Linked DNA regions of Homo sapiens: region 1 is linked to region 2. Evidence: chromatin loops called from intact Hi-C (ENCODE). Cell type or tissue: OCI-LY7. All regions are shown on one strand.

Region 1 (8,000 bases), 59 kb after region 2:
TCAAGACAGACTATATTCTAGGTCATAAAGCACACTTTAACAAATTTAAAAAAATAAAAATTATGCAATGCCTGCCCTTTGACCACAATGGAATTGAATAAGAAATCAATAACAGAAAGGTATTTTAGAATGTAAAATACTAAATACTAAAATACTTGGAGATTAAATAACACACTTCTAAATAACACATGGGTCAAAGAAGAGATCTCAAGAGAAATTTAAAAATATTTTAACCAAATGAAAGCGAAAACATTTATCAAAATTTCTGAGATGTTGCAAAAGCAGTGCTTACAGAGAATTTATAGCATTGATTGCATATACAAAGAAGAGTAAAGATCTAAAATTAATCATTTAAGCTTCCACCTTAGGAAAGTACAAAGAAAGGTCAAATTAAATCTAAAGTAAGAGGAAGAAAAGAAATAATGAAAATTAGAGCATAAATCAATACAATTGAAAACAGGATTCCAATAGAAAAGAATCAACCAAACCAAAAGCTGTTTTTTTAAGATCAATAAAATTGATAAGCCTCTAGTCAGGCTGAGGAACTAAAAGAAAGAACAAAATTATTCATATCACAAATGAAAAAGGGACTTCACTACAGATTCTGTGGAAATTAAAAAGATATGCAAGGAATACTATGCACAACTCTATGCTCACAAATTTGATGGCCTAGATGAAATGAATCAATTCCTTGAAAAACACAATCTACCAAAACTCACACAAGAAGAAATAGACAATTCAAATAGGTCTATATCTACTAAATAAATTGAATCAAAAATTAATAAGCTTTCAAAACAGAAAGTACCAGGCCCAGATGTATTCACTTGTGAATCCTCCCAAACATTTAAGGAATATCTTATACCAATTATCTACAATATCTTCCAGAAGATAGAAACAAGAGGGAATTTTCCTAACTCATTTGATAGGGCCAGTATTACCATAATATCAAAACCAGAAAGGTATTATGAGAGAAAAAAAATATCAGACCAATATCTCTCATGAAAATAGATGCAATAATCCTCAACAAAATATTAGTAAATTAAATCTAACAATGTATAAAAAGAATTATACACCATGACCAAGTGGTATTTATCCCAAGTATGCAAAGCTGTTTCAGCATTCAAAAATCAATTAATGTACTCTATCACATGAATAGGCTAAAAATGAAAAGTCACATGAACATACAACTAAATGCAAAATAAAGCATTTCACAAAATCCAATATTCATCCATGATTAAAAAAAGAAACCCTCAGTAAACTAGGAACAGAGGAGAATTTCCTCAATTGATGAGGAGTATCTACAAAAATCCACAGTCAATTTCAAACTTAATGGAGAGAAACTGGAAGCTTCCCCACTAAGATAAAAAAAACAAGGCAGGGTTGTCCCCTGTCACTACTGATTTTCAACACTATACTGGAAGTACTAGAAAATGCAATAAGACAAGAAAAGAAAGCAAAGAGTATACAGATGAGGAAAAAAGAAAACGTCCTTTGTTCACAGATGACATGATTGTCTATGCAGAATAGCCTAAAGAACCAACAACAAAAAACCCCTGGAACTATAAGTGATTATAGTAAGGTTGCAGGATATGAGGTTAATATGCAAAGTCAATCACTTTTCTACATCCCAGCAATGAACAAGTGTGATTTAAAATTTAAAACATAATATCATTTACATTAGCACCCCCAAAATTGAAATACTTAGGTATAAATCTAACAAAATATAAACAATGTCTATATGAGGGAAACTATAAATCTCTGCTGAATTAAAGTAAACAAGAACTAAATAAATGGAAATATATTTCATGTTCATGGATAGGAAGACCCCATATTGTTGTATTAGTAAATTCAGACTACTATAACAAATTATCATAGACTGGGTGGCTAAAAAAAACATATAATGCTCACAGTTCTGGAGGCTGGGAAGTCCAAGATCAAGGTGTCAGCAGACTCAGTGTCTGATGAGAGCCCACTTTCTGGTTTGCAGATTGATGTCTTCTGGTTGTGTCCTTATATGCTGGAGAGCAGAGACAGGAAGCAATCATTCATGTCTTTTCTCATAAGGGCACTAATCCCACTTCTGAAGGCTCTACCCTAAGACCTAATTACCTCCCAAAGTCTCCACCTTCTAAAACTACCGCATTGGGGTTAGGATTTCAACATATGAATTCTGGGGGCACACAACCAAACCAAAAAAATTATCAAGATGTCTGTTCTTCCCAGCTTGATCTATAAATTCAATGCAATTCCAATCAAAATCCCAGTAAGTTATTTTGTGAATCTTGACAAACTGATTCTAAAGTTTATATGGAGAGGCAAAAAAAAGAAAGAAAAGAAAAAACAGAATAGCCACACAATATTGAAGAACAAAGTTGAAGAACTGAAACTACCCAACCTCAAGACTTATTGTAAAAGCAACAGTAATCAAGACAGTGCGGAACTGGTGGAAGAATAGGCAAATAGATCAATGGAACAAAATAGAGAGCCCATAAATAAGTCCACATAGTCAACTGATCTTTGACAAAGGGACAAAGGAAATAAAATAAAAAATATAATCTTTTCAACAAACTGTACTGCAACAAATGGACATCCACATGCAAAAAAAATTAATCTAGACACAGAGCTTACGTCCTTCACAAAAGTTAACTCAAAATAGATCATAGACTTAAATGTAAAACACAAAACTATAAAACCCCTAGAGGATAATGTACAAGATCCTTCACTGAGGCATTATTTATAATACTGAAATATTCAAGGCAAACTGAATGAACATAAGGATTGATAAAATACTGTACAATAATGAAAATCATGTTAATAATATTGAATGACATATTTAAATGCTTAAAATATATTGTTAAATGGAAAGTATACATTATAAAAGAATATTTATAGAATGTCCAATTTTAAAAAACAAATATCTATTATTTTTACAGACCTACTATCTTTGATCTTTGTAGGAGTCATGTTAGAGATTGCAAATGATTTTTATTTTTCTGTATTATCTAAATTTAGTAAAATATTATAAACTCTAATTATTTACATAGAAAATAATTACATAGGAGAAAATCTAGACATGACTTTGAGTTACACAGTAACTTGTTAGATACAACACCAAAAGCACAATCCATGAAAGAAAGAATTGATAAGCTGGACTTCATTAAAATTAAAAATGTTATGTGAAAGACACTGTTAAGAGAATGAGAAGACAACAGATAGGGAGAAAATATTTGCTAAACAAATACCTGATAAAGAACTATGATCCCAAATATACAAAGAACTCATAAAAATCAATAATAAGAACACAAACAACCCAATTTAAAAAATGGGCCAGAGACCTTAACAAACACCTCACCAAAGAAAATATACAGATGGCAAACAAGCATGTTGAAGAGAGGATTCACATCATATGTCATCATGGAAATGCAAATTAAAGCAACAATGACATACCACTCACACCTATTAAACTGGCAAAATCCGGAACACTGACAACACCAAATGCTGATGAGGATACAAATAAACTCACTTATTGCTGGTGGGAATGCAAAATAGTACAACCACCCTGGAAGACAGTTTGGCAGTTTCTAATAAGTAAATATACTCTTACCATATGATTCAGCAATGGTTCTCCTTGGTATTACCCAAAAGAATTGAAAACTTATGTCCACACAAAAACCTGCACATGAAGGTTTATGGCAGTTTTATTCATAAATGCCACAACTTGGAAGCAACCAAGATAGCCTTCAGTAGGAGAGTGGATGAATAAACCATGGTACTTCCAGACAATAAAATGTTATTCAGCACTAAAAAGAAATGACCTATCAAGCCATGAAAAGATCTGGAGTAAACTTAAACGCATATTATTAAGTGAAAGAAGCCAATCTGAAAAGGCTACACACTGTATGATTCCAACTATATAACATTGTAGAAAAGACAAAATTATGAAGACAATAAAATGATCAGTGGTTGCCAGGGGTCAGAAGTAGGGGAGAGGGAGGGGTGAACCGGCAGAACACAGAAAATTTTTAGGGAAGTGAAACTACTCTGTATGATACTATAATGGTGAAACATGTCATTACATATTTGTCCAAACCCATAGAATATACTGATACAGGATAGGTGAGCTTCAAATTGGGGCTTAGCCTACAAGGGTTCTTGGCTTTGCCTGGGAAAGAATTCAAGGGCAAGCTGGTGATAGGGTAGAAAAAAAAACGGCTTTATTGAAGCAGCAGTGTTACAGCTCTGGCAGTGTTACAGCTCTGTGGCTGCTCCTACAAAGCAGGGATATTCCATAGGCAGCTGCTACTGAGAGTAGCAGCTCGGGGCAGCTATGCAGTCATATTTATACTTACTTTTTAATTACATGTAGATTGAGAAATGGTTTATGCAGAAATTTCTGGGAAAAGGGTAATAACGTTTGGGTTGTCAGGTCATTGCCATGGAAAAGGGCAGTAACTCCCAGATGTTGCCATGGCAATGGTAAACTAATATGGCATACCAGTGAGCATGTCTTATGGAAAGCTGCTTTTGCCCAGTCTCTGTTTTAGCTAGTCCCCAATTTGGTCCAGTGTCCAATCCTCACCTCTGGAGTAAAGACCCAACTCCTAACTCGGTACAACACCAAGAATAAACCCTAATGTAAACTAAAAACTTTATGTGATAAAAATGTATCAATATGGGTCCTTCAGTTGTAGCAAATATACCACTCTGGTGGGGGCTGTCGGTAATGGGGGAAGCTGTGCATGTCAGTGGGGGCAGGGGGCATATGGGAAATGTCTGTACCCTCTGTTCAATTTTGCTATGAACCTAAAACTGCTCTAAAAAATAAAGCCTATTTTTTAAAAAGAGGCAGCGGGTGTGATGAAAGTGGATGTGGCTAGAAAAGAGCAACTGAGAGATTTATTTCCTTGTAGTGATTGACTGTACCATTGTCCATATCCTGGTTGTAATAGTGTACTGTATTTTTATAAGATGTACCTATTGGGGGAAACTCGGTAAAATGTACACAAGGGCCCTCTGTATTATTTCTTACAACAGTATATGAATCTAAAATTATGTCAAAATGAAAATTTTAACTTAGAAAATGGACTACTAATACTATTAATACTCTTAACAACATGAGTGAATCTCTAAATGATCATGGTGAGTGAAAGAAGCCTAGCACAAAAGAATACATATTGTAAGATACCAATTGCTGCTGCATTTCTACACATGATACTATTGTTAGAGCAGAATGATACTGTACCTAACACCTGGCATGCATTATTAATCCAACATATACTTTCAATCAAAACAAACAAAAGCAGAATCAGTTTGTTTTTGCATAGACATGCAATGTCTGCATATATATGCATGGTTTAAGTTTCTCACAGGGTAAGGCAAGTCTGCTTTCTTTCATAGTATGTTCTGGAGAGAATTTATTGTCTTGATATTATGCAGTGAATGAGAAAAAAAATGACTTTTTCTCACTAAACCTGATTTTGTTATTCTCTAATTCTGAGGTTACCAACAGAAGATATCAAATCTAAGCCCAGAGCAGAGGCAAACTTCCCCTGGATGGGGTCTACAAAACATTAGGTGGCAAGTAGATTACATTGGACCTCTTCCAACATGATCAAGATGAAGCAATTTATTCTCCAAAAAAAAAAAAGGTACATTTTAAAGATATAACTTTTCTTCTTCCACAGTTCTTCTGCTAGCATCATTTGTTGACTTAGAAAGTGACTCATTCCTTTAGTAGTCCACAGTGTCTATTATTCTCATATTGTGTCCATGTGTGCTCAGTGTTTAGCTCCCACTTAACACTGAGGTACGTGGGGGCTGGACATTGAGCACATACGGACATAATATGCTAAACTCAAGCTAAACTTGAGGTATTTGGTTTTCTGTTCCTGTGTTAATTCACTTAAGATTATGGCCACTAGCTACATCCATGCTGCTGCAAAGTTTATGTGTGGGAGGCTGGTGGGGAGGATGAGTTAGAAAACTACCTATCAGGTGCTATGCTCACTACCTGGGTGACAAGATCCATACTCCAAACCTCGGAATCATTTAACATTCCCATATAACAAACCTGCACATGTACTCCTTGTTTCGAAAATAAAAATGAAAATAAAAACAAAATTAAAAAAATAAATACCTGAAAAAAAAAAAAGAATACATACTGGATGATTCCATTTTCATAAAATGCAACTTGTTTTAGTTTAAGTTTCAGAAAATACAAACCATTTATAGTGACAAAAGAAAAAAAAAAGACAGTGGTTGTGTGGGCCCAGAGGTAAGGTGGGATGGAATGCAAAGAGGCAAAAAAAATGATGCAAGTGGCTTTTGTCTTGATCGTGATGCTGGTTTTATAAGTGCAAATAACTGACGAAACTCATTGAATTGTATGCTTTAAATAGATGTGGTTTATCTCACAGAAATTATTTCTCAACAAAGTTGATAAGCAAAATAAGTAACTTCACGGTCCTGAAACCAAGGTCTGCAGGTAATGACATTATATAAATGTAAAGCCCTCAGCCCAGCCAGGGAGGACTTGTTACGGCACACCAGTGTTTTAAGAGCAAAGGTACTAATTAATCAACAAATTTTTTTATTTCAATTTTTATTTTTAGTTCTGGGGTGCACATGCAGGACGTGCAGGTTTGTTACATAGTTAGACATGTGCCATGGTGGTTTGCTGTACCTATCAACCCATCAACTAGGTATTAAGACCAGCATGCGTTAGTTATTTTTCCTAATGCTCTCCCTCCCCACAATAGGCCCCAGTATGTGTTTTGTTCCCCTCCCTGTGTCTATGTATTCTCATCGTTCAGCTCCCACTTATAAGTGAGAACATGCAGTGTTTGGTTTTCTGTTCCTATATTAGTTTGCTGAGGATAATGGCTTCTAGCTTCATCCATGTCCATGCAAAGGACATGATCTCATTCGTTTTTATGGCTACATAGTATTCCATGGTATATATGTACCATATATTCTTTATCCAGTCTATCATTGATGGGCATTTGGGTTGGTTCCATGTCTTTGCTATTGTGAATAGTGCTGCAGTGAATATATGTGTGCACATATCTTTGTAATAGAATGATTTCTATTCTTTATATACTGTATTACCCAGTAATGGGATTGCTGGGTCAAATAGTACTTCTGGTTCTAGATCTTTGAGGAATCGCCACACTGTCTTCCACAATGATTGAACTAATTTACATTCCCACCGACAGTGTAAAAGCGTTCCTATTTCTCTGTGACAAACATTTAAAAATTCCCTTTACATACGAAAAACACACATGGACCTCTATACAGTAACCAATACAGCACAGTCCTTGAAGACATGGAAATCATCATCTGATTAGAGAGATGTAGCACACTTGAGGAATGGAGACTCTGCCAGGCAGGGAACAACTGTGAGCCCAAAACAACTCAGGGAGGAGAGAGAAGCAGGAGCAGGAGCCCAGAGGCAAGCCCAGTGAGGACAGAAGTGAGCTAGAGGTGGTTGCCTTTGCAGAGGTAGAAAAGGAAAAAGTGAAGAATCCTCCTTCCCATTAATGTGAGTATCACCACATGTGCTATCCTCACCTATACCTAAAACATCAGTCATGTTTGCTTCCTCCTTCAGCCCCTACCCAGTCATATAGGGACTCCTCGCAGATCGCCTCATTCTAATGTCTCTGGCACCTCTCTCATTCTTTCTCTTCTCACTGCCACTTCCCCAGGTCATAGCCTTATTGTGTGCCTGAACCATGGCAGAGCCTCCTACCCTGTCTCCTTAGCACTAGGTCCTCACATTTCTGTGCATAATAACTGTTTTAGGTTGGGCTTCCTAGAAGCAGAACCTAAGATGGGGCTTCTTGTTCAAGTGATTTACTGGGGAATGCCCTCAAAGAAGGGAGATAAGGAAAGAAGGGGTTGGGGGGAGAGGAAAAAAACTAAGCCAAAGTGTGGTCTGAGTTTGATCCCTCAGATAAGTTCAATGGCACTAATTGTACCAAAGCTGGTCCCGCTTTGAG
Region 2 (8,000 bases):
CTGTATTTGAAATGTTATATCCCAAATATCTCTTTAAACCCACCAGCCTCTCTTGCTCTGAATGTCCCTTAGTCTCTGATACAAGTAACCTCATCTCCTGCTCCTCCTATGGCTTCCTAGTGATCCCACACCCCCATCCGAAGACTCTATTTCCACACCTGAGTCCCCGCAGAGCTACAGTGCAAAATAGGTCATGTCTTACCACACTGGTGGCTGCCAAACACTTCCCCAGTACCCTGTGACATCCTATAGAGAATGTACTCATATAACATATGAATATGGAATTTCTTGGTTGAAAAGGGATGGGAACTCTAGAGAGCTCTGCCTATTTAGCCTCCCTCTCACTTGGCCATCTACATCCCCATGGGCCTGTATGTTTATTTCTCTGTTCACTTACATGAAACAAAAGACTTATAAGAAGAATGGCAATAAGGTTTGACACAAAACAGTAGAGCAGGCATCATTCTATTAAGGGTACAGTATGGTACAGTCATTACAAATGGGGGTTCAAAATATAGGTGCTGGGTTTGAAATCCGGCTCCTTCACCTACTGTGTGATCCTGACAAGTTACTTATCCTTAGTTCCCCATTTTCTGCTGTAGTTAAGTGAGTATAATAAAAGTATTTAATAACTGTTAATAATTTACACCTATCAACCCTTGCTGGATACATGATTTCATTATGTGGATGTTATGAATGAGCTGTGCAACTGTTGGTGATGGATTAACACAAAAAAACAAGGAGCAAGTGACCAAAGTTAGCCCAGTCCCTGAGTCTCAAAATGTATATCTGGAAAACATGGGCTAAGCAGGCCTCGCTTGCCACTTGTCTTAGTTTATATTGCCCCAGAAGCAGACTTTGAGCCAAGTCTCTGAGGACAAGCCACCTATAGGGAGGTGCAAGGAACAGGGGTAGGAAGGAGGGCAAGTGGTATGGGAGGGGAAGGCAACCATTATTCAGCCAGCTACAACAGTGGAAGATTAAAGCTTAATCCCCTGGGGGCGCTCTGGTAAATAGCACAAAATAGGGTTCAGAATTATTTTGGCCAGGGAGCTGAATATTCTTGACCAACACTCATAAACCACTTGTCAGTGGTTAAGCGTGATTAATTCATAGGCACTTCCTGCTGGCTGTTTACAGGGACAAAGGGGTTTTCTGTACTCTGAAGGCAAACCACAACAAAGATGAAAGTATCAGTTACCAGACATCAGGTTGGCACAGGTGGAAATGGTGAAAATACCTGAGGAGCTATGGGCAGAACACACACTGCAGCTACACTAGTCATATTTGTATAGGTTTCCCCAATGGGATTACAATGATGAGGCAATTGTCATAAGGTGCAAATGTTGTTCTTAGCTATCAGTTCCCACCCTGCCCTTCCACTTCCCTTAAGACCTGTGTGATTTAATGCAGTCAATTTTCTCATGATAGCACTTGATCTGCCCCAGGTATGTGTACTGCTAAGAATGCTTGGCATGAACATGCCAGGGGTTTCCATCAGTGAATGGGAAGGTTTATGCAAATAACACTGCACAGCACTGAGACATTGATGCTGAACCTTGACTTTTCCCTGTCTTTTGCTTTACAATGCAAGTTGCAGATGTCGGGAAAGGAGCTGAGCAGGAAGAGAAAGGGAGCCAGCACTGTGCTGGGGTCTTTACGCCTCACCGAATCCACAACCAGTCCTGCAGCAGTAGAGAGTGAGTCTTCTTCCCCCTGCCTTCACCAGCCCTGGGAGACAGCCATCACATCCTTCTGTGCCAACCTGAAGGGTGGCAATGAATTCATTTCAGTGTTATTTTTACTTGAGTTGGCTTGCTTACAAATGACGTTGAACTGCTTTTCATGTTTATTGTTCTCCAGCCTTTTAACTTCTACATCATCTCTTTCTTCGGCACGCACATACCACTCCTCGCCTGTTTATAACATTGTTCCCCGGGGAAAGTCAATTTCTTGTCCAAGATGCAGTTTTGAGGAACAAGCTGTGTTCTCAGCCTGCTTGTGTTCACAACAGAACCAGGTGCAAGGGGTGGAAAAGAGGGGTCGAGACAGCAGTTTCTCCAGAGCCTTTGGGGTTCATGTCATCTTCCACCTGACTCTGAACTTGAAGAAGATAGAAGCCTGGATTATTCTCCATTTATAGTCACCCTCCATCCATTCTCTGCTCTGCATTGCACCTAGAGGCTGACCTCCAGGGACCACATCACAGTTCCCTTGCTTTCCAGCTTCCAGTTGGGTCCGGCCAGTGATAGGCATCATAATGAGAGAAAACAAGGGGACAGAGTTGAGAAAATTTTTTATCCTACACTAGTGTTAGTTTCCTAGAGCTGCCATAGTAAATTACCACAGACTTGGATGGCTTAAAACAACAGAAATTTATTCTATCACCGTTCTGGAAGACAGAGGTTTGAAATCAAAGTGTCAGCAGGGTTGGTTCCTGCTGGTGACTCTGAGGGAGCACCTGCTCCATGCCTCTCTCCTGGCTTCTGGCAGCTGCTGCCATCCACAGTGTTCCTTGGCTTGTAGGTGCATCACTCCAACCTCTGCCTCCATCTCCACATGGTGTTCTCCTCTCTGGGTCTGAGTCTGTCTCTTCTCCTATTATAAGGACACCAATCATATTGGATTAAAGACCACCCTAATCTAGTATGGTCTCATCTTAATTATTATGTCCTGATTTCATCACAAGGACTCTATTTCAAAAGAAAAAAAAAGCCACATTCACAGATACCAAAGGTTAGGACTTCAATATATCTTTGGAGCGACACAGTTCAACCCATAACACACCCCTGCCTGGCCACTGCTGTGGCTCTGGATGGCTCCTCTGAGCCACTACACCTATCCAGTGGCCTGTCTTTCACATCCAATATACTATTTCCTCTCCCAACCCTTTCAGGGCATGCTGCTAGTGTCCAGGAGCCTCACAATCTTTTGTCCTTGCCCTGCCCACACCGCCTTTACTCACAATCCCTTCACTGAACCCTCCTGAGCAGCCCTCTAAGTGCTCAACTCTTTCCTGGCCAATAAACTGGCCCATGGCCAAATTGTGAAGTCAGAAAAATGCAAGAGTATTACAAAAAACATTTGTGGAGTTTGACCTGTGTCTTTGGTGTGTGACAGGCACAGAGATGGCTGCACCACCTAGGTGTAAAGGAATGCATGGGAAGCTGGCTGAAACAACCTAGGAGCAAACTGCCTTCCACCCACAGCTGGACAGAGGTGCATCCTGTGTTTTAGCCCCAGGGCTGCATTATGGAAGCCAGATGGGTCATTTTGAAAAGACCAAAACTGCCTTCTCTCTCAGGACAAGGCAACCCCAGCAGGTAAGAACTTTCCTACCCCCTTCTTTCATTCTACTCAGGAGGAGCAAGAGGCAGTGTGGGGAAGAGGGTGGAGAAGGCTAGAAGAGCAATTCAGAGAAAAACAGAGGCTGACTGTCAATGCTCACTGCATCCTCAGTGCCCCCACCCAGCAAGGTTTCACATCCAGAAGTAGACTCACAGCTGGGGAAGTTGAAACTTGAAAACAATTCTGAATTTTTGTTACTGCTCAGAAGTGAACATTGAAACTATGAAGATGAGACTGTTCTTGTGATTGAAAGTGAACAAAGAATGTTTTTACCTAAGATTGACAAGAAAAGTTATGGTACTGTGTAGCAATTTCATTTTGGATGCAGGGAAGAGTGGTGTCCACAGACCAGGTCTGATGGGATAGTGGTGCAAAAGAATAAATACACATAAATACTTGTCTCCTGCTAGCACCTTGTCAGGTTCCACTCATTCTATGTGCTTGATAAAAGGAGCTAGAGCTAGATATATGAATATAAATATAGATCCAATAAACATCAGAAACTAGTGTAAATAAAGTAGAAAGATGAATCAAGAGACAGCATACATAAATATGGGGTTCACAGGGTCAGACAAGGGTGAAAGGCTGGACTGCAAATATGACTCTGAGATTCCTGGGAGCCAAAAGAAGACAATCAATTATGAATTTGAATCTGTCCATGGAAAATCAAGCATAGCAGTTTCTTGGATGAAACAAAGCCTTTCTTGTATTCAAGCCTTCAAATTTTCATGTGGCTCTTCAAACAGGGTCCACTGATTTAGTGTCAATATCCTCACCAACAAGCTATGATAAATACTGTAGAGGAGTTTCACTGATCAGCTCCCTACATCATCTATCAAAAGAAGCTGAGAACAGGGCAGAAAATGCACACTTACAGAAAGTTAACACAATCTGATATAAGTAGGTCACTCCTCTTGGTCTGGCTTGATGGGTTTTTACTGTTTTCATCGGAGCAGCCATTAGAAGGGTGCACACCTGATGAATTTCACAAATCAGGAGATGGGGGCAGCATGGGCAGATGGAAGGGCCCTGTGGAAAGCAAAGAGGTCACTATTTTTCATCATCCACATTCCTCAGGAAAGAAAACTCATCCATCACTGGCAGCAAACACTGGCATAAAAAGTCTAACCTGCTCAGGTGATTGAGACAACCTCAGGCTTTCCACGGTATCCAGAGGGCACCATATATATGAAATATATTTTCTTTTTGAGGAAGATTTAATTTTTTTCTAGGTTTTGATTCACAAAACACAATTAGGAGCTTATTTGTGTTAATTCCAACTACAACTGAACACTGAAGCTGAATGGTGTCAGAAAATGAAATGATCTTCCATCAAGATTAAATATGTGTGTCCTGAAAGACTGTTTTTCAAAAGTAGACTTATTCTAACAAGAAATTGATTTGGATGTACAAGTATACTATTATTCAAATAACTTTCAAACATAACAGGGCTTAGAGAAAAATGCCATTTTCTACCTCAACAGAGCATGTAATGGTTTGTCACTGCACGTAAAGTTTAATTTGCACAAAAACTCAATATGTCTTCCTGAAGCCCTCCCTCTCTGAGACCCAGGCGGGGCTATCTGGACCTCCTTTCTCACTTCTGTCGGCCTGTGAAGTTTTAGGAATGAATGAATACGACACAGTCTATTACCAGCTGCACTGTTTCCAACTCCACTTAAACTACAAGGAAGATTAAAGACGGTATTTGGAAGGAAATTCCCAAACCACATGGGCATCACCACAGTTAGGAACTAAGTCAGTGCTAGCCAGAGAGAGAGAGGAGCACCTGGGGCAGGTGGCCATGAGGACATCCAGACTGGGAGACCAACATGTGCCAACGCCAGAGGTTGCAGAGCCGTGAGAGCAGGTGCATGTTAGGGAGAGGATCCTGGAAGCACCCCAGGGCCAGGAAATGGGGCTGGTGCCAGGGGCAGGGGTCAGATCTCAAAGGTCTCTCCTCACGTGTCCTGGAAAGAAGTTTGGGTTTTCTTTCTCCTGAAGGTGATGGAAGACACACCAGTGAAGGATTTTGAGCAGGGCAGTGACACTGACCATCAGAAAGCCTGGAAGAGCATATCCCCAGACAGAAGCATGGATCTAAGATACCAACAGCATCCCACACTCCGTTTGACTTTTGTTCACATACATTTCAGGTGTGTGACTTCCTCCATTCACGGATTGTCAGCTTCCAGAGGGCAGGAGCATGTGTTCTTCTGAGTTCCCAGAGGTCCCTGACCTCACAGCTCATGTGTCCTTGGTATAGAGTCCACCTGCTTCTTTACACACATGGCCTTGGGTGACACAATAGCCTTGCTCTGGCATTAGACTGGTCAGTTTCCTTCTCTGATTTCACTAACCAGGAACTTTCTCAAAGATCCAGTGCCTTTGCTGTAATTAGGAAAAGGCCTCCCTCCCTCCGGTGCCCCTTCTCCAAATGCACATAGCCAGGGTGTGTGGCTGGGCAACAGAACACGGGCTGGTTCTCAGGCCCACTAAATCCTTCAGGCAGGCACTCTTGGACAGAGTGTAGCCTGCACAGTCATACCTGGCAGCCCTGTCTCTCCAGGTCAGGGACAGGAAGCACACAAATATTTGAAAACGACTGTTCGAAATCCTTCAAGCCAATACACATGGGGTGCTCTTGAAAAAAATCTGTGTGCTTTATTTGTGGTTTGGATATGTGCTTTTATACGTGCATTTTTTAAAAAAGCAGGAAGTATACAGAGCAAACTGTCATGAGAGGTTATCTTAGAGAAGCAAGACTGGAGGGAAGGAAGGTTGATTTTATTTGTGGCTGTTTTGTATAAGGAGCATGTATAACTTTTATAATGCAATTTTTCAAGTTAAAAAAAATTCCCTCAAGGCTCAGTTCAGGCCCTGATCCTGCAGTCTTAAGACTCCAAGCCTGTTGTCTTTCCTATCTTATAACACCTAATGGGCAGAGCAGAGACCCCCAAGTCAAGTCCATTGCCATGTGTTTTCTGATGCTTTCCCTTCATCTGTGCATAGACAGAAGGGTGAATGAGATGTTCCAGCCCAGCTCAGAATCACAACCCCGTGCCTGAGGATTTTAGTGTTAAATGCCCCTAATTATAAAGAGAGTACCAAATGCTTATTTTTTTATATATACTTTAAGTTTTAGGGAACATGTGCACAATGTGCAGGTTAGTTACATATGTATACATGTGCCATATTGGTGTGCTGCACCCATTAACTCGTCATTTAACATTAGGTATATCTCCTAATGCTATCCCTCCCCCCTCCCCCCACCCCATAACAGGCCCCGGTGAAACAACCAAGTGGTCCTATAAGCCTGCCCCACTACTCCCCTCTCCTTATACACAGACTAGAAAGTCAAAGGAGGTCATTAATGAGAGAAAGAGTCCCTGGGGGAGATGGCTATGAAAGAAGTGGGGAGATGAGTGCTCCTGTCCAACCTAGGCCGGGTGAGAAGGGCTCTTAGGACAACACTCAGCGAGATGCAGGATGCTGCAGAAAGGGAGCTTGACCATCCTCCCCAGCCAGATGCTTGCCGAGCTGCAGAAATCCCTGTCCTGTCCTAGGGCTGCCCCAGTAAAGAATGTGGGGACACTCTTCTTGGGAGACTTGGACAAGAGTTGCCTGTACTTTAGGGGAGAGAAGGCATAGTCTCCTGGATCTCAGCTGGAGAATTCTGAGGGTGGGAGGCTGAGCAGAGTAGCCCATGAGGAAAGAGAGCCATAGAATTTGGAGGAGCAAGGGTGGACCTCCCATAAGCCAAGGAGCCCCAGCAGGAAGGGACTGTGTTGTGGGCAGGAGCTGGGGACAGGAGCCACAAGAGGCCAGGCAGGGAGTGCCTCACCAGGAGGCCAGGGATCTGGGTGGTAAGGCACCCTCCTGAGAGGCTTCTGAAAAACCCACACATGTAACTGCAAGACAGCAAGCACATTCCTCCCTGGCACTAAAAACCATCCGTAGCCAGCCCCTGTGAGCAAAGAAGGAACCATAACAGCGGAGCCCATTAAGTACAGGGGCTTTGACCCCTTTCTTCAAGTTCTCCCTCCTCTTGCCCACCCCCCAAAAATCCTAATGACGAAGAGAGAATGAAAGAAGTCCTGAGTCACACACAGGCCAGGCTGAGCTGGGGAGAGGGAGAAGCTTTAGAGGGGAGAGAGGGAGGCTGAAGTTGCAATTTGACCCCAAGGACCATTTGCTGCCTGAACATGATTCCCAGCTGTCAAAATGACCATCATTGTAGCTGACAGGACCACGTTACAAGATCTGCCTGAACTGTTGTCAAGGGGTAGGAAAAGGAAAAACAACAGAGCATGTTTGAAGCCTGTGATTGGAGAAAAATTCTTGTTTTGTGCTGTCAGTTGTAGGTAAGTATGTGTATCATCAAGAAGATATAATCTCTTCATAGGAAAGGGTTATGTAGCCTATGTCCCTGGCATCAACCTGTCCAGCACTGGGAGCCCATGCAACACCTAATAGATCTGTACTGATCCATGAATTGTGGTCTGATTCAGCAAAACTCACAACCCAGACAGCCCCCTCCATTTGGAAACTGTATTAGTCTGTTTTCACACTGCTGACAAAGACATATCCAAGACTCGGGGGCGGGGAAAAAGAGGTTTAATTGGACTTACAGTTTCACATGGCTGGGGAGG

What was found. Hi-C counts contacts between places; a loop is a spot of excess contacts. Peaks named below come from ENCODE experiments on the same cell type or tissue, not always from the same donor. Only the 100,000 strongest peaks of a DNase experiment are listed, where the experiment ranks them.
Region 1: it touches region 2 in a loop (2.8-fold over the local background); 2 of 110 quality-filtered maps call a loop at or near these places.

The regions. Positions count from the first base shown.
Region 1 is chr3:140,812,526-140,820,525 of GRCh38, forward strand. No RefSeq gene overlaps it. Among named protein-coding and RNA genes, the nearest start is that of SLC25A36, 130 kb to the right of the region's middle. In OCI-LY7, no CTCF peak of the experiment used is centred here; a DNase peak (open chromatin) is centred at 4,046; H3K4me3 peaks cover 944 bases; H3K27ac peaks cover 1,085 bases.
Region 2 is chr3:140,753,355-140,761,354 of GRCh38, forward strand. No RefSeq gene overlaps it. Among named protein-coding and RNA genes, the nearest start is that of TRIM42, 79 kb to the left of the region's middle. In OCI-LY7, a CTCF peak has its summit at 997; DNase peaks (open chromatin) are centred at 1,087 and 3,477; H3K4me3 peaks cover 3,297 bases; H3K27ac peaks cover 4,350 bases.